Linked DNA regions of Homo sapiens: region 1 is linked to region 2. A link is an interaction called in ENCODE POLR2A ChIA-PET data of the cell type or tissue named here. Cell type or tissue: HepG2. All regions are shown on one strand. Links, peaks and the distances in the headings refer to the core of each region. The heading gives the core; the rest is flanking DNA.

Region 1 (15,505 bases), core at 6,644-10,643, 150 kb after region 2:
TTCAAGCAATTCTCCTGCCTCAGCCTCCCAAGTAGCTGGGATTACAGGCGCCTGCCATCATGTCCGGCTAATTTTTTGTATTTTTAGTAGAGACGGGGTTTTACCATGTTGGCCAGGCTAGTCTCAAACTCCTGACCTTAGGTGATCCACCCGTCTTGGCCTCCCAAAGTGCTGGAATTACAGGCATAAGCCACTGTGCCCAGCCTTGTTTTTTTTTGTTGTTTTTTGAGACAGAGTATTGCTGTCTCCCAGGCTGGAGTGCAGTGGCGCGATATAGGCTCACTGCATTCTCCAACTCCTGGGTTCAAGCGATTCTCCTGTCTCAGCCTCCCGAGTAGCTGGAATTACAGGTGTGTGCTGCCATGCCTGGCTAATTTTTGTATTTTTAGTAGAGACGAGGTATCGCCATGTTGGCCAGGCTGGTCTTGAACTCCTGACCTCAGGTGATCCACCGACCTTGGCATCCCAAGGTGCTGGGATTACAGGTGTGAGCCTCTGCGCCCGACTGACTTCCTTCATTCATAAAACAAGGATAGTAGTGCCTACTTGTGTTGGGGGTTCCCCAGGCCATGCCAGGCTCAGTGACTTATAAGGAGGCTTCACAGTCATATTTGCAGTCATTACATATTACAGCAAAAGGACACAATGCAGAATCAAAGGGAAAAGGCAAATGGCATGAGGTCAGAAGGAAACCAGGCCGAAGCTTCCCAGAGTCCCCTCACTGTAGACGCACACAGTATATGCTTAATTCCTTTCGTGTGTAACTGGAACAATGTGTGAGAGACATTGTGTACCAAGGAAGTTCATTAGGGACTCAGTACCCACAATTTCTATTTAGGGCTGGTCATGTAGGCACCGTCTGCCTTAACAGGTACCAAAATTCCAGACCTTCAGAAGGAAAGTAGGCACTCAGCGTAAACTACGTCGTTTGTACATACAGTTGAGGCACAGGGAGGCTCTCTTACTAGTTAAGGAGCAGTGGAACCCTCCTAAAATCCACGTTCTAGATAGCAGCCAAGAGCCACCCTTGCAAGCAGGCCTCGCAAGGATAGTAGTAGCCTCATGCCCGCTGTGCCAACTCTTTTCTGCATACTACCTTGTAGACTAGCTGTGAGGATTAAATGACAATATCAGTTTGGAACACCTAGCGTAGTGGTCGGTATATGTTAAGCAGTTGATAAATGTTGATTACCATTATTATTAAATTAGAAAACTGGCCTAAGGAAGCAACACACTTGGCCTGACAAAATAGCCCTCTCCTCTGCCCTGTCATTTTGCAGGTGAGGAGTGTGAGCCCCAGAAAGATTAGGTGACGTACCTAGTAGTACCCAGTGTGGGCCATTTTAGTGTGTGGGAAAGTGAGACTGTTTCCATTTAATTAAATTTAATTAATCAATTGATTTTTTTCTTTGTTTTTGAGATGGAGTCTTGCTTTTCGCCCATGTTGGAGTGCAGTGGCATAATCTCAGCTCACTGCAAACTCTGCCTCCTGGGTTGAAGCAATTCTCCTGCCTCAGCCTCCTGAGTAGCTGGGATTACAGGTGCCTGCCACCATGCCCAGCTAATTTTTGTATTTTTAGTAGAGACGAGGTTTCACCATGTTGGCCAGGCTGGTCTCGAACTCTTGACCTCAGGTGATCCACCTGCTTCAGCCTCCCAAAGTGCTAGGATTACAGGTGTGGGCCACTGCGCCTGGCCAATTTTTGTGTTTTAGTAGAGACAGGGTATCACCATGTTGGCCAGGCTGGTCTTGAACTCTTGACCTCAGGCGATCTGCCTGCCTTGGCCTCCCAAAGTACTGGGATTACAGGTATGAGCCACTGCGCCTGGCCGAATTAATTAATTTTTAATTTTACAATCCACCATGACATTCAAAGAATGTTCTCATTTAAAAGAGAAGACTTCCTGAGCAACACCCCTATTGCTGAGCGTGTGAACAAGAGTCTCCGATAGGTAACGTGTAGTGAGTATTAGACAAGGATGGCTCAGAAACTGTTGGGCCAAGCATGGTGGCTCACGCCTTGTAATCTTAGCACTTTGAGAGGCCAGGGCCGGTGCATCACTTGAGCCCAGGGGTTCGAGACCAGCCGGGGCAACAGAGTGAGACCCCATCCCTACAGAAAATGAAAAACTTAGCTGAGCATGGTGGCTTGTGCCTGTGGTACCATTTACTCAGGAGGCTGAGGCAGGAGAATTGCTTGAGCCCAGGAGTTTGAGGCTGCAACGCCACTGTGCTCCAGCTGGGGTGATGGAGAGAGACCGGCCCCCCCGCCAACCCCAATCTAAAAAGCAAAACAACAAACCAGCTTTGGCAGCAGTGTTCATGTATAATTTTATGGTTTTTGAGACAGAGTTTTGCTCTTGTTGCTCAGGCTGGAGTGCAATGGCGCAATCTTGGCTCACTGCAACCTCTACCTCCCGGGTTCAAGCGATTCTCCTGCCTTAGTCTTCTGAGTAGCTGGGATTACAAGCATGCGCCACAACACCTGGCTAATTTTTTGTGTTTTTAGTAGAGATGGGGTTTCTCCTTGTTGGTCAGGCTGGTCTCAAACTCCCGACCTCAGACCTCAGGTGATCTGCCCGCCTCGGCCTCCCAAAGTGCTGGGATTACAGGCGTGAGCGACCGTGCCTGGCCAATATCTAATTTGAATAGAAATTGGATCTTGTCCTCTGAAATGGTCGGACCCTTTTAATAATCAGTGGTTTTCAGTTTGTGGCTTTAGTCTGTAAAACCTCTTTTTTTTTTTTTTTTTTTTTTTTTTTTAAGACAGAGTCCTGCTCTGTCACCCAGGCTGGAATGCAGTGGCTCCATCTCGGCTCACTGCAATCTCCATCTCCCAGGTTTCAAGTGAATCTTGTGCCTCAGCCTCCTGAGTAGCTGGGATTACAGGTGTGCGCCACCACGCCTGGCTAATTTTTGTATTTTTAGTAGCCATGTTGGCCAGGCTGGTCTCAAACTCCTAACCTGAAATGATCCACCCACCTTGGCCTCCCATCGTGCTGAGATTACAGGTGTGAGCCACCGTGCCTGGCCTAGACATGAGTTTTAATCTAATTCTGACTGCAAAGCCGATGCATACCGTTTCTGCTGCACCAGGCTACCTCCATTTTATGCCTGGAGAAAGGGCAGAGTTTTTCCTCCCTTTGATAAATTGTGGTCTGTTGCTTTGGATTGCTGAAACCAAGTGCTTCAGAACACTGTTGCCTTTGGAAGTTGACTCACCAAGAAATTTTTTAAACGAGGACAGCAGCAATTTGTAGTCTAATAGAGTCTCATGGAATTGATTTCCTTCATTAGCCATCAGTTAGCTTGACGTTTCCAAATTATTATATTTACTCCAAGAGAATCAGAATCAAATATCACCATCAATTCTCATTTCATAAAGGGCATGTAAATCCTAAAGTGTTAAGTGTGCCAAAAGTCACCATCCTTCTTTGCAGTTGAAGGAACAAAGACTTCTAAGAACTTCATTCTCTTCTGTTTAAAGATACCTGTTTTGATAGAGAGCAGTCCTGGACAATAAGTTTGTTTTCCTACAATTGAGGAGGACTTTTCAGTATGGAAAAGCAAGAGTTTGGCTGGGCATGGTGGCACATGCCCATAACCCTAGCCCCTTGGGAGGCTGAGGCAGGAAGATTGCTTGAACCCAGGAGTTCAACACCAGACTGGGCTACATAGCGACCCCCCATCTCTACACAAAATTTTAAAATTAGCCGGGTGTGGTGGTGTGCATCTGTAGTCCCAGTTACTTGGGAGCCTGAGGCAGGTTAATCACTTGAGCCCAGAAGTTTGGGGTTACAGTGAGTACCACTGCACTCCAGCCTTGGCGACAGAGTGAGACACTTTCTTAGAGGCTGGGTGCTGTGGCTCACACCTGTAATCCCTGCACTTTGGGAGGCCCAGGCAGGTGGATCACTTAAGGTCAGTAGTTCGAGACCAGCCTGGCCGACATGGTGAAACCCCATCTCTATTAAAAATACAAAAAACAGCCAGGCACGGTGACAGGTACTTGTAATCCCAGCTACTCAGGAGGCTGAGGCGGGAGAATTGCTTGAACTCAGGAGGCAGAGGTTGCAGTGAGCCGAGATTGCGCCACTGCACTCCAGCCTGGGTGACAGAGCAAGACTCCATCTCAAAAAAAAAAAAAAAAAAAAAAAAGGAAGGAAAGAAGGAAGGAAAACTGATGAAAATTTTACAGTATAAAGTGTATGGGTAAGGTACACAAATCTTTTTTTTCTCTTTTTTTTGGGACCACTGTCAGAAACAAAATTTTGTTCATCACATTATTCTAATAGAACGTCTCACACAGCATGCAGTGAGCTATTGAAGTTTATTGTCCTAGGAGGTATTAACGAAACGAATGAACTTTAAAAGTTTAGATAAACTCGTGGGTGATAAATTATTAAGGGGAATTATCAAGAGAAACCACCAAAAATATTCTCAGAGATGTCGAGGAACACCTTGGCACATTGTGAGCTGGAAGGACCTTGATTTTGACTTGGTTCTGACCTACCATCTTTTTTTTGGCTTTTTTTTTAGACAGGGTCTTGCTTTGTCGTTTAGCCAGGAGTGTAGTGGTGTGAACATTGCTCATTGTAGCCACAACCTCTCGGGCTCAAGTTATCCTCCCCTCAGCCCCCCAAGTAGCTGGGAGTACAAGTGCATACACCATTCCTGGCTAATTTTTTTTTTTTTTAAAAGGTGTGGTTTAATCATGTTGTCCAGGCTGGTCTCGAACTCCTGGGCTCCAAGCAATCCTCCTGCGTTGGCTTCCCAAAGTCCTGGGATTATAGGTGTGCACCACCATGCCCAGCTGCAACCATCTTTCATACTACAGAGTTTTACAGAGCACCTCTGTGTACAAAGCAACTTGCTGGGTGCTCTGGGAGAAATGAAATAGACCATGCTCAGCAGGGGCTCATCAGCTAGTGGGAGAAGAAAGATGTGTATAGCAATAACTAAACACAGCAAGCTGTGGCAAGTTCTGTGATGCAGGGGCAGAGAAAGTGCTTTCGGAAAAGGTGGAACCTGCTTAGAGAGGTCCTTGGGAGAGCTGCTTTTTTTTTTTTTTTTTTTTTTTTTTTTTTTTGGAGACAGAGTCTCTCTCTGTCACCCAGGCTGGAGTGCAGTGGCGCATCTTGGCTCACTGCAAGCTCCGCCTCCTGGGTTCATGCCATTCTGGGAGAGCTTCTTAGGGGAGGTATGTCTTGGGACTTAGAAGATAAGTAGAATTAAGTGAAATGACAAATGACAAGGTATCACATTGCCTGCCTTTAAATTATACTACAAGGCTGTGGTAACTCAAACAGCATGGTACTGCTAGAAAACTAGACATATAGACCAATGGAACAGAATAGAGAACACAAAAATAAAGCTACATACCTACAACCAACTGATCTTTGACAAAGTTGACAAAAATTAACAATAGGGAAAGGAGTTCTAGACTAGCCTAGGCAGCATGGTGAAACACTATCTCTACCAAAAATACAAAAAATTAGCTGGGTGTGGTGGCATGCGCCTGTGGTCCCAGGTATTTGGGAGGCTGAGGTGACAGGATCACTTGAACCCAGGAGACGGAGGTTGCAGTGAGCTGAGATTGAGCCACTGCACTCCAGTCTGGGCAAAAAATTGAGACCCTGTCTCAAGAAAACCCCCCAAAATCCCACAAAAATTAGCAGGCTGAGGTGGGAGGATCATTTGAATCTAGGAGTTTGAGGCTGCAGTGAGCTGAGATCATGCCACTGTACTCCAACCTGTGTGACAATTTGGGAGGCTGAGGTGGCGATCACCTTAGGTCAGGAGTTCAAGACCAGCCTGGGAAACATGGTGAAACCCTAAAAATACAAAAATGAGCCGGGCGTGGTGGCACATGCCTGTAATCTCAGTACTTGGGAGGCTGAGGCAGGAGAATCACTTTAACGCGGGAGGCAGAGGTGGCAGTGAGCTAAAGCCATTGCACTCCAGCCTGGGCAACGAGAGTGAAACTCCATCTCAAAAATAAAAACAAAAAAACAGGCCGGGTGCAGTGGCTCACACCTGTAGTCCCAGTACTTTGGGAGGCTGAGGTGGGTGGATCACAGGGTCAGGAGATTGAGACCATCCTGGCTAACACGGTGAAACCCCGTCTCTACTAAAAATAAAAAAATTAGCCGAGCGTAGTGGCATGCACCTGTAATCCCACCTACTCAGGAGGCTGAGGCCTGAGAATCACTTGAACCTGGGAGGTGGAGGTTGCAGTGAGCCAAGATCGTGCCATTGCACTCCAGCCTGGGTGACAGAGTGAGACTCCGTCTCAAAAGACAAAACAAATATGTATAATATATATATATTTATAAGTAGCCAGTTTAAATTTTAGTCTGTAAGTGGATATAAAATGCCACTTTACACCTCTAACCTGTCTTTAATCCCCAGCAGGCACCTTTCTTCAGACTGCTGGGAAATCCTATCTCAGTCATTGCAGGGCTTCCCCTCCTCACTTGCAGTGTGGTCATACAAAAATTCCACAGTCCCGTGGTTCTTAACCCACGTCTAGAATTCCCCACCTGGTGTGCTGAGGGTGGAGAGGGCTTGGATTGCAGACTCCTTTCCCCCACAAAGCACTGACTTTCTCTGGTTAGGTCGTTTTCACTTCCTCTGCTCAGTGTTCCCTTTCTCCATTCCTTCTTTGGGACAGCTTAGTGTAAGCTTCCTCAGTGTGCTCCTGCAAACATGGTGGTAACCTGTTTTTTCTAGGGTAGTGGTGGGAAAAATCACGTAGGTGGTGTTGTGGTGGTAGTTTTTCTTTTTTTTAAATAACTTCCTCTGATATGGGTGAGTTATGATAGTCTATTTGCCGTTTTTGTTTTGTTTTGTTTTGTTTTGAGACAGAGTCTTGCTCTGTCGCCCAGGCTGGAGTGCAGTGGCAAGATCTCAGCTTACTGCATGCAGCCTCCACTTCCTGGGTTCAAGCGATCCTCCTACCTCAGCCTCCTGAGCAGCTGGGACTGCAGATGCATGCCACCACGCCTGGCTGATTTTTGTATATTTAGTAGAAATGGGGTTTCGCCATGTTGGCCAGGCTGGTCTTGAACTCCTTACCTCAGGTGATCCGCCTGCCTCGGCCTCCCAAAGTGCTGGGATTACAGGTGTGAGCTACTGCACCCGGTCCATATTTAGCATCTTACAACAACATCCATTTATTAGCTCACAGTTCTGTAGGTCAGAAGTCGAGGCACTCTCAGCTCCTACATGCTGTCTCAGGTCCTTGCCATGTCCTTCTGTCTTTGCAGCCAGCAATGCGAATCTTCATGTTGAATCTCTCACCCTTTTAATCTCTGACTTCCTGTCTCTGACATCTAGACATAGATTTAAAGGACTGATGAGACTAAATCTCTCAGTCTCCCCGTCCTCTAAATTTTCATCATCCCAAATAGGAGCTCTGTACCCATTAAACAGTAACTCCGCATTCTCTACTTCCCCAGACCCTGGCAACCTCCATTCTACTTTTTGTTTCTATGAGTTCATCTGCTTTAGGTGGAGTCATATAATGTTTGTCCTTTTGCATCTGGGATACTCTACTTAGCATGTTTCCGAGCTCCATCCATGTTGTAGCATGTATCAGAATTTCCTTCCCTTTTAAGGCTGAATAATATTCCATTATATGTCTGTACCACATTTTGTTTATCTGTTCCTCCATTGGTGGACATTTGGGTTGTTTGAGGTCTTCTATCTTTTTTTTTTTTTTTTTTGAGACCGAGTCTCGCTTTATTGCCCAAGCTGGAGTGCAGTGGCATGTCTCGGCTCACTGCAACCTCTGCTTCCCGGGGTCAAGTGATTCTCCTGCCTCAGCCTCCTGAGTAGCTGGGATTACAGGTGCCTGCCACCATGCCCGGCTAATTTTTGTATTTTTAGTAGAGATGAGGTTTCACCATGTTGGCCAGGCTGGTCTCGAACTTCTGACCTCAGGTGATCCATCCGTCTTGGCCTCCCAAATTGCCAGGATTACAGGCATGAGCCGCCGCGCCCAGCCGAGTTCTATCTTAAGGTCAATTGATTGGGACCTTAATTACATCCATAAAATCCCTTCCCAATAGTAGCTAGATTTGTGTTCAGTGAATGTTGAATAGCAGGGAAGAGGTGTGTATATACCAAGGGCCTGGAATCTTGGGGGCTGTTAGGATTCTGCCTACCACAGACTCCCCAGAAAGATTACACAGATCTTGTTAGAGGAACCATCTTGCCCTCCTCCTTATCATCTCCTTACTGTCTGTAAATTGCACAGAGGAATCCTGGAAATGGCATCTCATTTCACTGCCTGCCTTTCCTTCTGGGCTTCGCTCTGCTCCTGACTCTGGTGCACTGAAGGATGCATGTTAATCACTTTGCAGCCTCCGGTGAGAGTACTCTGGCTTCTTGTCCCCAATGTTACTTGTGATGTTTCTTGAGGGTAGATGACTTGAGAAATCCACTAAATAAGGCCAGCGAGGGTGAGGGAAAGAAGGTGCTTACCATTTGTGATTTGTGATTGTCGCAGAATGTATAAAATGGATTCTTCGTTGATACTGTCTTGGAGAGAACTTAGAGCATTTAATAACCAAACAGTGGCACAAACTGTTTCATGATACTGGCATGAGAGTGCAGCAGGATTTGAACTTGTCCAAAGAAATTCAGGGCAATAACTGCCTGGATTAAAATAAGCCTTGTGCTCAGCCTGAATGCACATTCTTTGGACTCATTGCAGTCTCTTGGGAGTTAGACGTTGGCTCCTGAAACGATGTGATAGTGCTCCCTGGGAATTGGGAGACCCGGGAAATAGAAACCAGTTAAATGCACTAGAAATTTCAGAGCGAATGTGACCTGGGGATGTCAGTATCCAGAATATGACCTTGGATTCAGCAGGGGTGGTGTCTGAATATTGCCAACTGCCATATGGCTTGAGGAGAAGTCCATGCCCTTTGGAAAGTCACGGGTGTCTTGGGTGTGTGTGGGGTGGGGGTGTCCAGGTTAGGTTTCACTTGCAAGAAGGCTCTTTGTTCATAGTAGCTGCTGTTTTCTCTGAGCTAGTCAGCCTCCCCATGGGCTCCAGGACTTCTGTCTCTTCAATTTATTTATTTTTATTTATTTTTTGAGATGGAGTCTCAGTCTGTTGCCCAGGCTGGAGTGCAGTGGCTCAATCTCGAGTCACTGCACCCTCCACCTCCCACGTTCAAGCGATTCTCCTGCCTCATCCTCCCGAATAGCTGGGATTACAGGTGTCCACCACAACACCGGGCTAATTTTTGTATTTTTAGTAGAGTTGGGGTTTCACCATGTTGGCCAAGCTGGTCTTGAACTCCTGACCTCAGGTGATCTGCCTGCCTTGGCCTCCCAAAGTGCTGGGATTACAGGTGTGAGCCACCCCGCCCAGCCTGTCTTTTCAATTTAGAATGTACCAGCTTGGTTGCATGTAGTCTTGGTGTGGGGGTAACAGGTAGCAACTGCCCTATTGTCAAAAATGAATGTGTACTTGGGAGGCTGAAATGGGAGGATCACTTGAGACCAGGAGTTGGAGTCCAGCCTGGGCAACATAGCAAGACCCTGTCTCTACAAAAAATAAAAAAAGTGAATGTGGAATTGGGTTGTAAATTAGAAGTGGGTGGGTAGAAGCATCCACTGTAGAGAACTAATGATACCTGCGAGCTGGGGACTTCTTGGGAGACAGGAAGAGGAAGAGCCACAGAGACCTCTGCCTTCTATCCCCGGCTGGGTTTGCTGGCAGCACTGACTCTGTGTTCTCTCTCTCAGGCAACTGCGATGTCTGTGGACTGTCTTGGGCAGCATGCAGTGCTTTCTGGGTAAGTAAGCTTGCCGAGTTTGTCTGCCATGATTTCTGGAAACGATTTGCAAATCGGGGTTTCTGGGAACTTGGAAGCTATTCTTATATTTACGGATTATGATCATAGGGTTTAGTTCTGATATCCTGTTTGCCTCAGGGCTACTCGGAGGGATTATTTGCAGTTTATTTTAATCTCTGCCCTAATAGGTAAGCAATAAAACACCTTTGAAGTTTTAGTGACTGGTAGCTTGAACTTGAAATTGCAGTTTTCTGTTTACTGCAAGACTCAAGGATGTTTGCTACTACATACCTGAAGGATGAAATCTATTTTGGTGAAGCAGGTGGTTCCTAGGATTGAAGGAATCTGAGTTCCAGTTTGACGGTGCCACTAACTGTGAGCCCCTGGACATTTATTCAGTTTGGCTTAACTGGACTTTGGTTTTCTCATGAAGGAATTTGATTTCATCATGAAGGAACTGAATGACAAGTTTCTGTAGCATCTTCTGGCTCAAAATTTTTAAGACTGGCAATTAAGGGCCATCTCTGCTTTTCTAATAACCCTAACATCGTACTATTGGGATAAAATGTAATAATCAAGCCAGGCATGGCCTGTAGTCCCAGCTACTTGCGAAGCTGAGGCAGGAGGACCACGTGAGCCAAGGAGTTCAAGACCAGCCTGGGCAACATAGCAAGACCCCATCTCAAAAAAAAATTTTTTTTTTTTTTTGAGACGGAGTTTTGCTCTTGTCGCCCAGGCTGGAGTGCAGTGGCGCGATCTCGGCTCACTGCAACCTCTGCCTCCTGTGTTCAAGTGATTCTCCTGCCTCAGCTTCCCAGGTAGCTGGGATTATAGGCACGTGCCACCACGCCCAGCTCATTTTTTGTATTTTTAGCAGAGACAGGGTTTCACCATGTTGGCCAGGCTGACCTCGAACTCCTGACCTCAGGTGATCTACCTGCCTTGGCCTCCCAAAGTGCCTCCTAAAGTGCTGGGATAACAGGTGTGAGCCACCGTACCCAGCCAAAAATTTTTTTTTGATGGTCATGGTCCCCTTTTCCTTTCGTGTTGCTCTCGAGTACAGTCCTTACCTCTAGGATCCACTGTATTTTCATTAATGTAGTTGTTTATGAACCCATTTACAAATCAGTGAAAATATTTTCTTTTCTATCAGCTTCATTACTTTATTTTGAAATTATGTTTTAATTTACCTTTTTTAAAAAAGTATACAACATGGTAAACGTGTAAAAATTTCAGAAGGATATACAATGAAAAGTAAATTTCCTTCCTACCTCTGACCACCTCCCTGGAGAAAATTATTTATATCATTTTTTTGTGTGTCATACTGGGTGCCTAGATAAGGGAAAGTTGGTATCTCTTTTCTGCCTCCAGCTCCCTGCTCTTTTTTTTTTTTGAGATGATGTTTCGCTCTTGTTGCCCAGGCTGGAGTGCAGTGGCACGATCTCGGCTCACTGCAACCTCCGCCTTCCGGTTTCAAGTGATTCTCCTGCCTCAGCCTCCCGAGTACCTGGGATTATAGGCGCCTGCCACCATGCCCAGCTAATTTTTGTATTTTTAGTAGAGATGGGGTTTCACCATATTGGCCAGGCTGATCTTGAACTCCTGACCTAGTGATCTGCCCGGCTTATTCTCCCAAAGTCCTGGGATTACAGGTGTGAGCCACCGTGCTTGGCACACATTTTTACTATTTTTCAACATGATCTTGAATCTTTATATTTCATTTTCTTTCTTTTTTTCTTTTTTTTAGAGATGAGGGTCTTGCTTTGTTGCCCAGGCTGGTCTTGAACTGCTGGGCTCAAGTAATCCTCTCACCTTGGCCTCATTTCATATTCTCTCTCTCTCTCTTTCTCCCTTTTTCTCTTTCTTTCTTTTGAGACAGGGTCTCACTCTGTCACCCAGGCTGGAGTGTATTCGCTGATGTGATCTCGGCTCACTGCAGCCTTGACATCCCAGACTCAAGCAATCCATCTGCCTCTGCCTTGGCCTCTTGAAGTATTTTCTCTTCTTTTTAAAAAAAATTTAATTTAATTTTAAGTTCCAGGATACATGTGCAGGATGTGCCGGTTTGTTACGTAGGTAAACGTGTGCTATGGTGGTTTGCTGCACCTATCAACCCATCACCTAGGTATTAAGCCCCACATGCATTAGCTATTTATCCCGATGCTCTCCCTCCCCCTGGCCCCCCAACAAGTCCCAGTGTACATTGTTCCTCTCCCTGTGTCCATGTGTTTTCACTGTTCAGCTCACACTTATAAGCGAGAACATGTAGTATTTGGTTTTCTGTTCTTGTGTTAGTTTGCTGAGGATAATGGCTTCCAGCTCCATCCATGTCCCTGCAAAGTACATGATCTCTTTCCTTTTTATAGCTCCATAGTACTCCATGATGTATATGTACCACATTTTCTTTATTCAGTCTATCATTGGTGGGCGTTTGGATTGATTCCATGTCTTTGCTATTGTGAATAGTGCTTCACTGAACATATGCGTGCATGTATCTTTATTTTTATTTGTATTTTTTTTTGAAGACGGAGTCTCTCTGTCACCCAGGCTGGAGTGCAGTGGCATGATCTCTGCTCACTACAACCTCTGCCTCCCGGGTTCAAGCAATTCTGCCTCAACCTCCCGAGTAGCTGGGACTACAGGTGCACGCTGCCATGCCTGGCTAATTTTTTGTATTTTAGTAGAAACGGGGTTTCACCATGTTGCCCAGGCTGGTCTTGATCTCCTGAACTCAGACAATCCACCCACCTCGGCCTCCCAAAGTGCTAGGATTACAGGCATGAGCCACCGTACCTGGCCATATCTTTATAATAGAGTAATTTAGATTCCTCTGGGTACATACCCTATAATGGGATTGCTGGGTCAAATGGTATTTCTGCCTCTAGGTCTTTCAGGAATCTCTCACCTCTCCTACTCAACATAGTATTGAAAGTTCTGGCCAGGGCAATCAGGCAAGAGAAATAATGAATATTCAAATAGGAAGAGAGAAAAAAAAAAAGAAAAAAGAAAAAATAAATAGAGAGGAAGTCAAACTGTCCCTGTTTGCAGATGACATGATCCTATATCTAGGAAACCCCATTGTCTCAGCCCAAAAGCTTCTTAAGCTGATAAGCAACTTTAGCAAAATTTCAGGATACAAAATCAATGTGCAAAAATCACAAGCATTCCTATACACCAACAATAGGCAAGCAGAGAGCCAAATCATGAATGAACTCCCATTCGCAATTGTTACAAAGAGAATAAAATACCTAGGAATACAGCTAACAAGGGAAGTGAAGGACCTCTTCAAGGAGAACTACAAACCACTGTACAAGGAAATCAGAGAGGACAGAAACAAATAGCAAAACATTCCATGCTCATGGATAGGAAGAATCAATATCGTGAAAATGGCCATACCTCCCAAAGTGATTTATAGATTCAATGCTGTTCACATTAAACTACCATTGACATTCTTCACAGAATTAGAAAAACTATGAAATTCATACGGAACCCAAAAAGAGCCTGTATAGCCAAGACAATCCTAAACAAAAATAACAAAGCTGGAGGTATTACGCTACCCGACTTCAAACTATCCTACAAGGCTACAGTAACCAAAACAGCATGGTATTGGCACAAAGCAGACATATAGACCAATGGAATAGAATAGAGATATCAGAAATAAGACTGCACATCTACAACCATCTGATCTTTGACAAACTTGACAAAAACAATCAATGGGGAAAGGATTCCCTGTTTAACAAGTGGTGCTGGAAGAACTGGCTAGCCATATGCAGAAAATGGAAACTGGACCCCTTCCTTAAACCTTATAAAAAAATAAACTCAAGATGGATTAAAGACTTAAATGTAAAATCCAAAACTATAAAAACCCTAGAAGAAAATCTAGGCAGTACCATTCAGGACATAGGCATGGGCAAAGATTTTATGACAAAAACACCAAAAGCAATTGCAACAAGAGCAAAAATTGACAAATGGGATCTGATTAAACTAATAAGCTTCTGCACAGCAAAAGAAACTATCATCAGAGTGAACAGACAGCCTACAGAATGGGAGAAAATTCTTGCAACCTATTCATCTGACAAAGGTCTAATATCCAGAATCTACAAGGAATTTAAACAAATTTACAAGAAATAAACAACCCCGTTAAAAAGTGGGCAAAGGACGTGAACAGACACCTCTCAAAAGAAGACATTTATGCAGCCAACATATGAAAAAAAGCTCATCATTACTGATCATTAGAGAAATGCAAATCAAAACCACAATGAGAGACCATCTCTCGCCAGTCAGAGTGGCAATTATTAAAAAGTCAAGAAACAACAGATGCTGGTGAGGCTGTGGAGAAATAGGAATGCTTTTACACTGTTGATGGGAATGTAAATTAGTTCAACCATTGTGGAAAACAGTGTGGTAATTCTTGAAAGACCTAGAACTTTCATTTTCTTATATTGGGTTTTTTTTGTTGTTGTTGTTGTTTTGAGACAAGGTTTCACTCTGTTGCCTAGGCTGGAATGCAGATCACGGCTCACTGCAGTCTCGACTTCCAGGGCTCAAGTGATCCTTCCACCTCAACCTCCAAACTGCTGGGACTGCCGGCATGTACCACCACGCCTGTCTGGCTAAGTTTTTTTTTTTTGTAGAGACAGGGTCTCCCTGTGTTGCCTAGGCTGATCTTGAACTCCTGGGCTCAAGTTGATCCTCCTGCCTTGGCCCCCCAAAATGCTGGGATTATAGACGTGAGCCACTGCACCTGGCATTTTCTTATACTGAATTTTACAATATGTGTAGTAAATTGTATAAAGTGTGGTAAACTTAAGTAAATAGCTGAAATTTACAAATATATATACTCATGTAATCACCATTCTGATTAAGATACAGAAATTTTTTTTAGAACCTTGGAAGGTCCTTCAAATCTGGAAATCTGTATCTTTTAGTTTAGAGAAATGTTTCTGTATTATGTCTTTGATCATTTTCTCCCTTTTATTTTCCCATTTTCTTTCTCTCTCTCTTTTTTTTTTTTTTTTTATTTTTGAGACGGAATCTTGCTCTGTCACCAAGGCTGGAGTGCAGTGATGAAAACTTGGCTCACTGCAACCACCTCTGCTTCCTGGGTTCAAGCGATTTTCATGCCTCAGCCTCCCAGGTAGCTGGGATTACAGGTGAGCGCCACCAAGCCCAGCTAATTTTTGTAGTTTTATTAGAGATGGGGTTTTGCTGTGTTGGCCGGGCTGATCTCAAACTCCTGACCTTGGGTGATCCACCCACCTCAGCCTCCCAAAGTGCTGGGATTACAGATGTGAACCACGTACCTGACCTCATTTTCTCTTCTCATTCTTTCTTGTTGGAATTCCTACTAGTAGTCAATGTTGGATATCTTGTATGACTTTGCTTCTGGCCTCGTCAGTTTTGCCTTCTGGGAGTTTTAAACTTTAGCTTCTTTCTTTTTTTTAGATGGAGTTTCGCTCTGTTGCCCAAGCTGGAGTGCAGTGGCGCGATGTCGGCTCACTGCAACCTCTGCCTCCTGGGTTCAAGCAATTCTGCTGCCTCAGCCTCCCAAGTAACTGGGATTACAGGCTCACGCTGCCATGCCCAGCTAACTTTTTTGTATTTTAGTAGAAACGGGGTTTCACCGTTTTGCCCAGGCTGGTCTCAAGCCCCTGAGCTCAGGCAGTCTACCCGCCTCGGCCTCCCAAAGTGC
Region 2 (14,733 bases), core at 9,912-13,911:
CTTTCACCTACCTGGAAAACTGCTGCTCATCCTCAAATTTCCTCTTCCGGGAAGCCTCCCTGGCTTGCCCCACTGCCCAACCCCATCCCATCCTGAAAGCCCTCCCTGAGCTTCCCTCCTCATGCTCCTGAGGGTGGCCCACTCTAAGTGGGACACTGATACCTAGACTTGCAGGGTGAGGAAGAACTGGCCAGGTGGAAAGCCTGGAGAATATGCCAGACCGAGGGCACAGCGTGTGTCAAGAGCAAGCCTGGCTAGAGCTTGAGGCCCACAGGGACAGAAAGGAAAGCTGGATCTTAGGAGGTCAATGAGGAGGTTGGGAGGAAGCGGGATATAGGAAAGATGATAAATGGATATCAGGCCCTAAAAGGTGCCAGATCTGTGGGGAGGTCAGCAGGGCACAGCAGGATTTTTAAGGCCACTGCAAGGGCTTTGCATTTGTTTGAGGGGCCACAGGAAGCCACTGAAGCGTTTTAGGCCGTGGAATGGTCTTTATCCCTCAGTTTTGTCAACCAAAAAAAAAAAAAGAATCAAACTGTAAAATACTTGAAGGGATTTACTCATGTGAGTATTACGGTAGGTAGCTAGGCAGGCATGAACAGGGCAAGAGAAGGCTCCCCCTCCACCCAACAGGAAAGTCAGGCCACCCTCAGGTGATGGTCAGGCAGTTACACTGTTTCTCTAAAATAACAGTTGGTGGCAGCCTGCTCCAGGGAAAGGCAGTTTCCCAATAGATACAAAAACCTGAAACGGATGATCAGCTTCCCAATAAGATCTCAGGAGTTGGGTGACTGAGCTTGAGCATGCGTACTAAGAAGCAAAATGATGGAGTTTAAGAGATATATGACCTTCTAGGAACATTCAGCTGGTAAGGGAAGAAAGCCTCAAGTCAGCATGCGTACAAGGCCAGTCAACAAATTGCACGTTTCCCTCCCAAGCGCTAGCAGGCCACTGACCATGTGGACAACCCACCTCAAAAAAAGAATCAGGGGAGAAGGGCTGCAAGACCCCCAGAAGCGTGCCACCATATAAAACTCCAAGTCAGGCTGGACATGGTGGCTCATGTCTGTAATCCCAGCATTTTGGGAGGCTGAGGCAGGCGGATCACTGGAAGTCAGGAGTTTGAGACCAGTCGGGCCAACATGGTGAAACCCCATCTCTACTAAAAATACAAAACTTAGCCAGGTGTGGTAGTGCATACCTGTAATCCCAGCTAGCTACTGGAGAGGCTGAGGCAGGAGAATTACTTGAACCCAGGAGGTGGAGGTTGCAGTGAGCCGAGCTTGCGCCACTGCACTCCAGCTTGGGCGACAGAGTGGACTCTGTCTGAAAAAAAACAAAAAACAAAAAAACCACAAGTCAAAAGGTCAAACCACACACTTGTCTTTCAAGTTGCCCTCTTGGCCCTCTTCCAAGTGTACTTTCCTTCCTTTTGTTCCCACTCTAAAGCTTTTTAAATAAAATTTCACTCCTGCTCTAAAACTTGCCTTGGTCTCTCCTTCTGCCTTATGCCTCTGTGAACCCCAAAAATCTGAGGCAGATCTCAGTTAATTTAGAAAGTTTATTTTGCCAAGGTTGAGGACACATGCCCATGACACAGCCTCAGGAGGTCTTGGTGACATGTGCCCAAGGTGATCACAGCACAGTTTGTTTTTTTACATTTTAGGGAAACATGAGACATCAATCAACATATGTCAGATGAACATTGGTTCTGTCTGGAGAGGCGGGACAACTAGAAGTGGGGAAGGTTTTCCAGGTCATAGGTAGATAAGAGACCAATGGTTGCATTCTTTTGAGGTTCTTATTAGCCTCTCCAAGACAGGCAAAAGGATACGCATTTATCTCAGTGAGCAGAGGGGTGACTTTGAATAGAATGGGAGGCAGGTTTGCCCTAAGCAGTTCCCAGCTTGACTTTTCCCTTTAGCTTAGTGATTTTGAAGACTCAAGATATTTTCCTTCACATTCCCCCTTTTTCTTTTTAAAAATCTTTTAGAGAAAGCATTTTAGAAGAAAATCAGTCTCTGATCTCAGGTTTCATCTGATCTCTCATGGCTAGGATGGTTTATTCCTAGACAGGTAAGTCCCTAGTTGCTAGGAAAGCTCATTTTTAGAAGGTTGTGAAGTCTCACGTCCTCTGAAGAGAAAATAGGGGGAGGAAAGGAGAACAACAACAAACAAAAGAACAATCCTGAAAAATTGATATAGGCCACATTACTCCGAAGTCCATACATCAGTAGACAGATACGAAAGTGGCTGGCCCGGCGCGGTGGCTCACATCTGTAATCCCAGCACTTTGGGAGGCTGAGGCAGGCGGATCACCTGAGGTCGGGAGTTTGAGACCAGCCTGACCAACATGGAGAAACCCCGTCTCTACTAAAAATACAAAATTAGCCAGGCGTGGTGGTGCACTCCTGTAATCCCAGCTACTTGGGAGGCTGAGGCAGGAGAATAGCTTGAACCCCGGAGGCGGAGGTTGCAATGAGCCAAGATTGTGCCATTGCACTCCAGCCTGGGCAACACAAAGAGCAAAACTCTGTCTCAAAAATAAACAAACAACAAAAAAAGTGGCTTATGTATATAAATATAAATAGGTTGCTGTTATTTTCTTCTGAAGTTTAAGTTGTCCAGCTTCAGTTCACAGGGCTTTATGAAAACACAGCTTAGTTTTCAGTGACTCCAGATTAGGCAAAATGGGGAAAAAAAGAAGGAAAAATTTGAAAACATTATTTTGAAGACACGTTGCCAAGAAAAATTAGAATTTGGTTCAAACTGTAGATAATAATAAGAATTGAAAAATATTAGACAAGACTAGAATCTAACAATGAGTGTTACTATAGTTTTGGAAACATAATTTTCCTCTCTCTAGTTTCCTATTTTTACTAAAGACAAATCATGGTAGGACTGGTTTGCTTTATTGTACTTGGCCTAATTATTTGTATACACTACAGCAAAAATAATTAATGTTTACACAGGCTTTTAAACTGGTTTTGATGGAACGTTGTCCCAGAGAAGGAATCTCAGATAAGACTTTTTTTAAAGCCGAGCCCAGCCATGAATTTGTACCATCAAATACTGATGAGTTGGGTAAATTCTTCTCCTCTTGAGGTTCCAAGATAAACGTGGGGCTCCTGGGCCCCACAGTGACATTCTTTACTTACCACAGGTCAGGAACCCTTTACAGGGACTGTGTAGACAAAGGTATGAGGCCAGTTTTTCAAGGGGCTTTTATTGGCTCCATAAGTGAAGTTTGATTCCTTAAAGGAAAGCACACCGTTCTGGTCAAAGTCTTGGTAAAAATAACTAGTTTCTCCAATGGTGTCCTGTTACAAATGAAAACAGATTCTTTTTGCACTTATGCAAATAACTGTATTGTCATAAGTTAGGAATACTCACAAATAGTTTCCAAAATCTGTAGAAATCAGGTAGAGAGAAACAAATATGCTCTGAATTTTGTTCTTGAGTATACTTAACTCAATTGTTAAAAGTTGTAAATAGCTTAAAAGTTTTCTTGACTCTGAAAAGCAAAACAAAGATCAGCAATGTTTTAAGCAAAAAGTTAAAAAGATTACTTCAGACTTCTATTAGTTTAGTCCATGCAGTTAATTCCTGTTCTGCTTGATATTCATGAACATTTCAGCCCTCCCTGAATCCTGAAAGTTTTTCCTTTATGCTGATGTCACAATCTCCAAAGTTATCAGAAACCTGCATTCAAGAGCACCTGTTAGGCCAGACACAGTGACTCATGCCTATAATTTCAGCACTTTGGGAGGCTGAGGCCAGCGGATCTCTTGAGGCCAGGAGTTCAAGACCAGCCTGGCCAACATGGCGAAACCCCATCTCTACTAAACATACAAAAATTAGCCAGGCGTGGTGGTACATGCCTGCAGTCCCAGCTACTTGGGAGACTGATCTCCTCATGCTTCCCTCTTCATGCTCATGCTTTTTTTCTGAGACAGAGTCTTGCTCTGTCGCCCAGGCCGGAGTTAAGAATCACTTGAGCCCAGGAGGCAGAGGTTGCAGTGAGCTGAGATCATGCCACTGCACTCCAGCCTGAGCAACAGAGGGAGACTCTTTCCCTGCCCAAAAAAAGAGCACCTGTTAGAGTTTTAGAGTTTTACAGCTGATTATAAAACTACCTTTTATAAAATCAGTTTTATAGCTGATTGTAAAACCAAAGAGGACCAAAACAAGACGATTATCCGTGAATGACAAAAAGTTTTAGAGCAGCCATAGTCAAAGATACAATTGGCAAGGAAATTTGTTACTTCTGCAGCACACAATAATTTAACATAACAATTATGGTTATTACTGATAATGTACATTAAGTCAGATCAGAATTATAGGAGTTTCTCATAATTTTGGGACACATACCAATAACATATTTATAGGAATACAGCCCAAAGAAAACCAAACACCATTTTATATTTGACAATGCTTCCTGTATAATTTTTAGACCAAATAAGCCAAATATGTCATTTTTGGATTTTAGAGAACCTATTAATAACATTTTAAAAGACTAGTTAGGTCAGAAAAAAACATAATTTATAATTTTATCTTGGAAAGTTTGTCAAATATCAAAGGTATAAAACACTTGATATTACAAAATAGGATTACAAGTCATTGCAAAATAATTCATTTAACTGGCTGGGCGTGCTGGCTCATGCCTGTAACCCCAGCATTTAAGGAGGCCAAGGTGGGTGGATCACCTGAGGTCAGGATTTTGAGACCAGCAGGCCAACATGGTGAAACCCCATCTCTACTAAAAATACAAAAATTAGCCTGGTGTAGTGGCGCATGCCTGTAATCCTAGCCACCCAGGAGGCTGAGGCAGGAGAATCACTTGAACCTGGGAGGCAGAGGTTGTAGTAAGCCAAGATTGCACAATTGCACTCCAGCCTGGGTGACAGAACAAGACTCTGTCGAGGCGGGTGGACTTTGCAAGGCTGAGGTGGGCAGATCATGAGGTCAAGAGATTGAGGTCATCCTGGCCAACATGGTGAAAACCTGTCTCTACTAAAAATAAAAAAATTACCTGGGCATGGTGATGCACGCCTGTAGTCCCAGCTACTTGGGAGGCTGAGGCAGGAGAATCGCTTGAACCTGGGAGGCGGGGGTTGCAGTGAACCGAGATCGTGCCACTGCACTCCAGCCTGGCGACACAGCAAGACTCTGTCTCACAAAAGTAAATAAATAAATTAGTTAATTAATTAAAAGAAGAATTCATTTAACCAAAGTGATAACTCAAGGATTTAAAAAATACAGTGAAAACCTTCATTCTTTTTTTTTTTTTTTTTTGAGATGGAGTTTTGCTCTGTTGCCCAGGCTGGAGTTCAGGGGGTTGATCTCAGCTCACTGCTCACTGCAACCTCTGCCTCCCAGATTCAAGCGATTCTCCTTGCCTCAGCCTCCTGAGTAACTGGGATTACAGGCACCTGCCATCATGCCTGGCTAATTTTTGTATTTTGGTAGAGATGGGGTTTCACCATGTTAGCCAGGCTGGTCCTGAACTCCTAACTTCAGGTGATCTGCCCTCCTCGGCCTGCCAAAGTGCTGGGCTTACAGTCATGAGCCACCGCACCCGGCCTGAAAACCTTCATTCTTTAAGAGAAGAGATTTAAATGATAAGCCCTAGTAAAAACAACATGAAGCCAATTAAATTTGTTTTCCAAAATTTTATAAACAATTTATAAAATTTTCATCTTGATCATAAAATACAACTTCCAGCTGGGCACGGTGGCTCAGGCCTGTAATCCCAGCACTTTGGAAGGCCCAGGTGGGTGATCACTTGAGGTCAGGTGTTCAAGACCAGTCTGACAAACATGGTGAAACCCTGTCTCTACTAAAAAAATACAAAATTAGCCAGGTGTGGTGGTGCATGCCTGTAATCCTAGTTACCTGGGTGGGTGAGGCAGGAGAAATCTCTTGAACCTAGGAGGTGGAGTCTGCAGTGAGCTGAGATTGTGCCATTGCACACCAGCCTGGGCGACAAGAGCCAAACTCCGTCACAAAACAACAAACAAACAAACAAAAGTACATACAGGCAGATAGAAGGATGTGATAATTTTAATTAAAAAAAAATTTTTTTCGAGATAGAGTCTTGCTCTGTTGTCCCAGCTGGAGTGCAGTGGCATGACCTCAGCTCACTGTAACCACTGCTTCCTAGGTGCAAGCAATTCTCCTGCCTCAGCCTCCCAAATAGCTGGGATTACAGGTGCGTGCCACCATGCCTGGCTAATTTTTGTATTTTTAGTACAGATGGGGTTTCACCATGTTGGCCAGGCTGGTCTCAAACTCCTGACCTTTGATCCACCCACCTCGGCCTCCCAAAGTGTTGGGATTCCAGACCTTAGCCAGTGAGCCCAGCCCATTCCTCTTTCTTAAACTACCAGCCATTTTACTTTAGTACTAAATTTATCATACAAAATTCTTTCTCATATGAAATTATTTCTCTTTAAGCTTTCTTACCAAAAAAAAAAAAAAACCTCTTTATTTTTATAACTTTTTTTTACATCTCTTTTATTCCCTGGTTCCTTTTACCTTGCTTTTTTTTTTTTTTTTGAGATGGAGTCTTGCTCTGTTGCCCAGGCTGGAGTGCAGTGGCACCATCTCAGCTCGCCGCAAGCTCCGCCTCCCAGGTTCATGCCATTCTCCTGCCTCAGCCTCCCAAGTAGATGGGACTACAGGCGCCTGCCGCCACGTCCAGCTAATTTTGTTTTTGTATTTTTAGTAGAGATGGGGTTTCACCGTGTTAGCCAGGATGGTCTCGATCTCCTGACCTCATGATCCACCCGCCTCAGCCTCCCAAAGTGCTGGGATTACAGGCGTGAGCCACCATGCCCGGCCCCTTTTACCTTGTTTTATACATGACCTTTAAATTAGCTTTGAAGCCGGGCGTGGTGGCTCACGCCTGTAATCCCAGCACTTTAAGAGGCTGAGGAGGGCAGATCACCTGAGGTCAGGAGTCCAAGACCAGCCTGGCTAACATGGCAAAACCCTGTCTCTACTAAAAAATATCAGAATTAGCCAGGAGTGGTGGTGGGTGCCTGTAATCCCAGCTACTTGGGAGGCTGAGGCAGGAGAATCGCTTGAACCTGGAAGGCAGAGGTTGCAGTGAGCTTTGTACCACTGCACTCCAGCCTGGGCAACAGAGCAAGACTCTTGTCTCAAAAAAAAAAAACTTTCAATTAGACAAAAATTGTTCACCTTTTTCAAAAGGACACACTTATTTTTTATTTGTATTTTACTTTTTTTGAGATGGAGTCTCACTTTGTCACCCAGGCTGGAGTGCAGAGGCGCAATCTTGGCTTACTGCAACCTCTGCTTCCTGGGTTCAAGTGATTCTCCTCCCTCTGCCTCCCGAGTAGTTGGGACTACAGGTGCGTGCTATCAGGCCCAGCTAATTTTTTTTTGTATTTTTAGTAGAGACAGGGTTTCACCGTGTCGGCCAGAATGGTCTTGATTTCCTGACCTTGTGATGCATCCTCCTTGGCCTCCTAAAGTGCTGGGATTACAGGTGTGAGCCACCACACCTGGCTGGGACACAACTTTTTTTAAGAAAGAATGTTTTTGGCCTGTGTGGTGGCTCACACCTGTAATCCCAGCACTTTGGGAGGCTGAGGTGGACAGATTGCCTGAGCTCAGGAGTTCGAGACCAGCCTGGGCAACATAGTGAAACTCTGTCTCTACTAAAATACAAAAAATTAGCCAGACATGGTGGCATGCATCTGTAGTCCCAGCTACTTGGGAGGCTGAGGCAGGAGAATTGCTTGAACCCTGCACCACTGCACTCCAGCCTGGGTGACAGAGGAAGACTCTTTCTCCAAAAAAAAAGAATGTTTTCCTACATATATATATATATATATATATATATATATATATATATATATATACATATACACACACACACACACACACATTCTTATATATATATTTGTAGGAAAACATTCCACAAATATATATACACATATATATATATATACACATATATATATTTTAGACAGAGTCTCTGTGTCGCCCAGGCTGGAGTGCAGTGGCATGATCTTGGTTCACTGCAACCTCCACCTCCTGGGTTCAAGTGATTCTCCTGCCTCAGCCTCCTGAGTAGCTGGGACTACAGGCATGCACCACTGTGCCCAGCTAATTTTTGCATTTTTAATAGAGATGAGGTTTCACCATGTTGGCCAGGCTGGTCTCAAACTTCTGACCTCACGTGATCCACTCGCCTTGTCCTCCCCAAGTGCTGGGATTACAGGTGTGAGCCACTGCACTTGGCCCAAATATATTTTTATTGGAAAATACCCAAATAATAAAATCTCTATTATTTAACTTTAGATTCAAAATTATGAGTTTGTCTATATTTATCCTATAATATTTACTTATTTTATTTTAATTACTTACCTAGATTATTTATAAAAACTGTGCTTGTCATTATTTAAAATTATGGAACTGCCATTGCAAAATTATCACTGAGACAGTGAAAAAGATTGCACCTAAGTGACTCCATCTTGCTTCTAACCTCCAAGCTGTTCTTGTTCATTCCTGGGCATAGGCCAAACTAACTTTGGGAGGAACTTATAATTTAGCTTTGAAACAAAGATGATAACAGTGCTTTTCCAAAACAAACACTATTGCCTATAGACCGGACTGCCTAAAGCCACAAGATGAGAAGTTATGGTAATCTTACTAAATTTAAGATGTAGCTATTTTTATTAAACCAATATTAATGTCTTATTTATTAAAGATTTGTTAAATATAGTGAACTCCAAGTTTCTCTTCAAAGAATCAGTATGTCAGTATGTTCAGCTCTCTTATTCTTTGATTCTCCATTTTAAAGTTTAGCTTCCTGGTTCTCTTTGCCCCCTAGCTTCTAGTTTCAGTAAACAACTTTCCCGCCAGTCCTAATCAGTAGTTCACAGCTGTTCCCCTGGTCACCTGCTTTGACCTGAGTCACTCTTGGTCACCTACTCTGTCCTGATTCATCCTGAGCCAACTGTTCTGTAACCGCCCTTACTGCTAAACTACTCACCCTGCCACTCCGGCTGGTACTCCTGCTCTTTTTAAAATAGTCAATTGGAATTAGCTTAGACTGTGCGGTCCAACCCTATCCAATAGGGGAACGACACAGCAGTAGGGGCTACCTGCATGAGGAATAAGAACTCCTGCCCCTCCCCTGTCCAAGTGTGCTCTCACCATTGTTTCATCTGCGAGGGGCACCTTTTCTGCAGAAAGTGAAAATTGCCTTGCTGAGAAAACTAAATTTATGTTTGAGTGCTATTTCTTTGTGGCACTGGGGAATAAGCATTTTGCATTTCTAACAAGCTTACACAAGCAAAGATCATTCTGTTTTGGGCTGGGTATACAGTTTTGTAACCCCTATGAGAAATTTTGACACCTTATAGTATTTGGCAGGGATAAGTATGAAACTGCTGGATTAATATGCAAACAAAAATGTATGCTGGCAATTCTTCAGACATTTCTAATATTACTTTACCAGTAATTTTAAGGCTAGCTTATTTATTAATAATTTTACTGAGTTACATAAACTTGAAAAAATATTTGACGAGTCTTTTTTCCTGATAAAGCATTTCATTCGAGCACTTTTATTTTCTTAAGCCAGTTAATTAGAGCTCTTTTAAGCATTTTCAGTAGTGAAGCATTGTGTACACAACACATAAATACATAGACGTATTAGGCATGCTGATAGAAGTACATCTTATGGATACACTCAGATTATTGATAACCTGCTTCACAACCCTAGGCAGTTGTCAGCTAACTAGCCTTATGTTTGCATATTAAAGGAAACAACTCAGGTGAAAATCAAATAGCAAAATTTACATCATAAGGTACAGAGAGAAAAAGTCTGATGGTGCCAGAGGGAGATGAAAGATGAATGCCAAATCAAACATAAAATTAAAGAAATTTGCCGGGTGTGGTGGTTCATTCCTGTAATCCCAACACTTTGGGGGGCCGAGGTGGGCGGATCACAAGGTCAGGAGATCGAAACCATCCTGGCTAACACGGCGAAACCCCGTCTCTATTAAAAATACAAAAAATTAGCTGGGCGTGGTGGTGGGCGCCTGTAGTCCCAGTTATGTCTGTACTCTCTGGAGTACAGAGATCACCCCACTGTACTCCAACCTGGGTGACAGCGAGACTCTGTCTCAAAAAAAAAAAAACAAAAAAGAAATTTATCATAGGATTGTATAAGGAGACTAGTTTTATTTAGATAAAGGGACTACCTTTTAAGTGGATCTCTGAGCTCTGGGCAGAGCCCACACTGAATCCTGGGTCTCCAAGAAGGGACACTTATTATGAGGTTAGAACACGTGATGCTTTTACAGTGCACTTTTTAAAAAACTTCTTTTAAACAAAGACATTTCTAAGTGTCTAAACCATAGTCTTCCTTAAAAACCCAAGGGTAGGCTGGGTGCAGTGGCTTATGCCTGTAATCCCAGCACTTTGGGAGGCTGAGGCGGGCGGATCATGAGGTCAGGAGATCGAGACCATCCTGGCTAACACGGTGAAACCCGTCTCTACTAAAAATACAAAACAAACAAACAAACAAACAAACAAACAAAAAACAAGCTGGGCATGGTGGCGCTTGTAGTCCCAGCTACTTGGGAGGCTGAGGCAGGAGAATGGCGTGAACCCGGGAGGCGGAGCTTGCAGTGAGCCGAGATTGCGCCACTGCACTCCAGCCTGGGCGACAGAGTGAAACTCAGACTCAAAACAAACAAACAAACAATACAAAAAACAAAAAACAAAAAAACCCAAGGGTAACCTCTGTTGCAATAACTATTTTAGTCAAAAAAAAAAACAAAAAAAAACCCAAAAAAAAACCACAAACAGGTAACAACAATACAAAAGTAAGCAGTTGAAGAGACGAGACGAACTTGCCTGTTTACACTCTGGGGATTGCATAAGAAAAAACAGGTTTCTCCCTTAAAGGGAGCCTGGTGCCTTCTCTGTTCTCTTTAAGGAACCCCAGCTATTATAAACTATTTTAGGTCCCTCATGCAGCAGAGGGTGCAAGAGAAAGGAGATACAGCCGAAGTAAATGAAGAAAACAGAATTCAGTCAACTGAGAAGAAAAAAACTTTCGCTCAAAAAAAGACAAGATTCTTGGAGAAAAACAAAAACAAAAACATGAAGTCCTTTTAAATACAAACACACACACGCACATGCGCACACACACACACACCACACATACACATGCACATCTTCGATGTTAGCTTTTAATTAAGCTGACTTTTAATCATTGAGCTCCTTTAAAAAAATCTTTTAAAATCTCATTACCATATTTCAGCTAGGACAAATTGCTGCTATTTCAGAAGCACAGCCATTGCTCTTTCAGTTTGGCCTGGCTAGCAAAAAGGTGGCCTCGTTGTGTAACTAAAGCCACTTAGTAGTCAAAATAAAAAATCTTTCCTTTTTTTTTTCCTTTTGCTGGCTGTTTTTCACCCCCTATCACATCATCCTTTGTGTATGTGTGTGTGTGTGAATTTAGCCACTTCAGAGGCCTTGTTCCCCATAATTTGGGACTTCCTTTGTATTTGATCAAGTCAGATAGAGTTGATCAAACCCAATGGGAAAAAGACTGAAAGAACAACAAAAAGAGAAATGAACAACAACAAAACAGTTAAGCAAAACAAATGATCACACAATTTATATGATTACTAAGCTTTCTAGTGGTAAGGAGAAATTAAGACCAGCTGGTTGTAATCTTAACTTTAGCCAAAACAAACCCCAATTCAGTTACTTACCTAGGGATGGGTTTCAGGCTGAAGACTGCTCTCTACCATCCTAGAAGCAGGGAAAAACCCTCATCTTCCCTGTTGGTTGCGAGCTCAAACACCATAAAGGAGTTACCTGCCTTCCATCAACATGGAAGCAGGAAAAATTTGCCTTCCTTGTGTTAGAAGCAAGTAAAACTCCAAAAAAAAAAGAGGAGTTGTACAACAAAATGAACTTTAGATCTTGACCAGATTTTGAAAGATAAGGTATTCTCTGGAGGGTGTGCTTCCGGGCCTCAGCAAATTGTCCTATTGGTTTGAGCCATAAAGATAGCTCAAGCTGGTACCAAGCACTGATAGCTTTGTCAAAGGTCAGGGGCGCCTCCAGTCAGAATTCTTCTGTGGTTACCAAAATATGAACCCCCCAAATCTGAGAAAGGTCTCAGTTAATTTAGAAAGTTTATTTTGCCAATGATGATGGTGTGACACAGCCTCAGGAGATCCCAATGACATGTCCCCAAGGTGGTCAGAGCACAATTTAGTTTTATACATTTTGGGGAGACTTGAGACGTCACTCAACATACGTAAGATGAACATTGTTTGGGTCTGGAAAGACAGGGAGGGGGCTTCCCGGTCATAGGTAGATAAGAGACAAATGTTTGCATTCTTTTGAGTTTCTAATTATCCTCTCAAAAGGAGGCAATCAGATATGCATTTAGCTCAGTGATCAGAGGGGTGACTTTGAAAGAATGGGAGGCAGGTTTGCCTTAAGCAGTTCCCAGCTTGACTTTTCCCTTTAGCTTAGTAATTTTGGGGGCTCAAGATATTTCCCTTTCAGACCTCTTCAGTAGAATTCTTTCTTCTGATGAGGCAAGCATTGAGTTTTATGTAGACCTGTATGGATTTCCCACCACTCACATGAAGACCATGACCTGTGACACATTCCCTGGAGGTCCTGAGAACATGTACCCAAGGCAGTTGAGTTACAACTGGTTTTATACAGTTTAGGGAGGCATCAGACAGTAATCAATATAAGCAGGGTATGCATTGGTTCCTTCTGATTGAGGGAGGAGCTTACAGGTCATAGGTGAATTCAAAGACTTTTCTGATTGGCGCTGGGCACGGTGGCTCACACTTGTAATCCCAGCATTTTGGGGAGCCAAGGCGGGTGGATCACTTGAGGTCAGGAGTTCGAGACCAGCCTGGACCAACATGGTGAAACCCTGTCTCTATTAAAAATACAAAAATTAGCTGGGCATGGTGGCACTCCTGTAATCCCAGCTACTTGGGAGGCTGAGGCATGAGAACAGCTTGAACCCAGGAGATGGAGGTTGTAGTGAGCTGAGATCACGCCACTGCCTGAGCAACAGAGTGAGACTCCATCTCAAAAAAAAAAAAAAATTTCTGATTTTCAATTGGTTGAAAGAAGTTATTATCCAAAGACTTGGAATCTTGGTATACAACAACAAAATTTTTTTTAAATAAAAAATTTTAAAAAAGACAACCTGGAATCAATAGAAATAAGCATCTGGGTTAAGATAAGGAGTTGTGGAGACCAAGGTTCTTTTTTTTTGAGACAGAGTCTCGCTCTGTCGCCAGGCTGGAGTGCCGTGGTGCGATCTCAGCTCACTGCAACCTCCACCTCCTGGGTTCAAGCGATTCTCCTGCCTCAGCCTCCCAAGTAGCTGAGACTACAGGCGTGTACCACCATGCCCAGCTAATTTTTGTATTTTTAGTAGAAACGGGGTTTCACCATGTTGGCCAAGAGGGTCTCTATCTCTTGACCTCGTGATCCTCCCACTTTGGCCTCCCAAAGTGCTGGCATTACAGATGTGAGCCGCTGCACCCGGCCCAAGGTTCTTATTATGTAACATAGATGGTAAATGTCTAAGGCGTTAAAAGGTGCCAGACTCTTAGTTAAATCTCCCTTAGATCAGGATAAAACCTGGAAAGAGGCTGGACGCGGTGGCTCATGCCTGTAATCCCAGCACTTTGGGAGGCCAAGGCAGGTGGATCACGAGGTCAGGAGTTCAAGACCAGCCTGGCCAAGATGGTGAAACCCTGTCTCTACTAAAAATAGAAAAATTATCTGGGCACAGTGGCAGGCACCTGTAATCCCAGCTACTTGGGAGGCTGAGGCAGGAGAATCGCTTGAACCCAGTGGGTGGAGGTTGCAGCACGCTACTGCACTCCAGCCTGGGCCACAGAGTGACTCTGTCTCAAAACAAAACAAAACAAAACAAAAAACCTGGAAAGGGGAGGGGATTCTCTACAGATTCTAGATTTTCCCCACAAAAGACAGCTTTTTGGAGCTATTTAAAAAAAAAATCAGAGGAATATATTTTGGGGGTAAAATACATTGATTTCTTTCAGGGCCTGCTATCTGTCAGGTGATGCTAGAGTCAGGTTGGAATTTGGTATCTTATTGCTACAAAGAGTCTGTTTTGTGTCTTAAGATCAGAATGCCTTAAGGTCTCTGTTTTAATGTTAATGCTGGTCAGTTGTGTCTGAATTCTAAAGGAAGGAGGGGGATAATGAGGCTTGTCCTAAACCTCTTCCCATCACAGCCTGAATTAATTTTTCAGGTTTATTTTGGAATGCCCTGGGCTGAGAGGGAGGTCCATTCAGTCGGTTGGGAGGCTTAGAATTTTATTTTTGCCTTACAGTTTCCCAAAACGTCCAGTGAACCTCGCCTCTCCTTTAGAAGTGTCGTCCCTGGAGCCCACGAAAATGTCTGCAAGATCTGCAAGGGCCACCTTAAAGCCCGTGCCACCTTAAGCAGGCCCCACCCCTGGCCTAGCCAATGGGCTGACAGCAGCAGTAGCTGCTGCCACAGTAGCTGACTGGTCACCCTGCCACCCAGTGCTCACACCCTCTGGCCAGTGCCTGGCTATGGCCCGACTGCTCAGGTCTGCAACCTGGGAGCTGTTCCCCTGGAGGGGCTACTGCTCCCAGAAGGCAAAGGTACCGGGAGAGAAGAGAAGTCCTCTGGAGGGATGAG

The links. ChIA-PET counts read pairs that join two places held together with the same protein. Peaks named below come from ENCODE experiments on the same cell type or tissue, not always from the same donor. Only the 100,000 strongest peaks of a DNase experiment are listed, where the experiment ranks them.
Region 1: POLR2A ChIA-PET joins it to region 2 with 7 read pairs; 4 of 35 experiments call an interaction of 5 or more read pairs at or near these places.

Annotation. Positions count from the first base shown.
Region 1 is chr16:74,960,081-74,975,585 of GRCh38, reverse strand. It overlaps WDR59 (WD repeat domain 59), which reads left to right. Exons shown (of 26, transcript NM_030581.4): 2 at 9,764-9,813. Among named protein-coding and RNA genes, the nearest start is that of WDR59, 17 kb to the left of the region's middle. RefSeq lists a silencer at 11,797-12,017. In HepG2, for the core only: no CTCF peak of the experiment used is centred there; no DNase peak of the experiment used is centred there.
Region 2 is chr16:75,116,612-75,131,344 of GRCh38, reverse strand. LDHD (lactate dehydrogenase D) reads left to right here and starts at 14,565. Exons shown (of 11, transcript NM_194436.3): 1 at 14,565-14,696. The coding sequence starts at 14,625. It also overlaps a transcript of ZFP1 not described here. In HepG2, for the core only: no CTCF peak of the experiment used is centred there; a DNase peak (open chromatin) is centred at 12,004; H3K4me3 peaks cover 1,698 bases.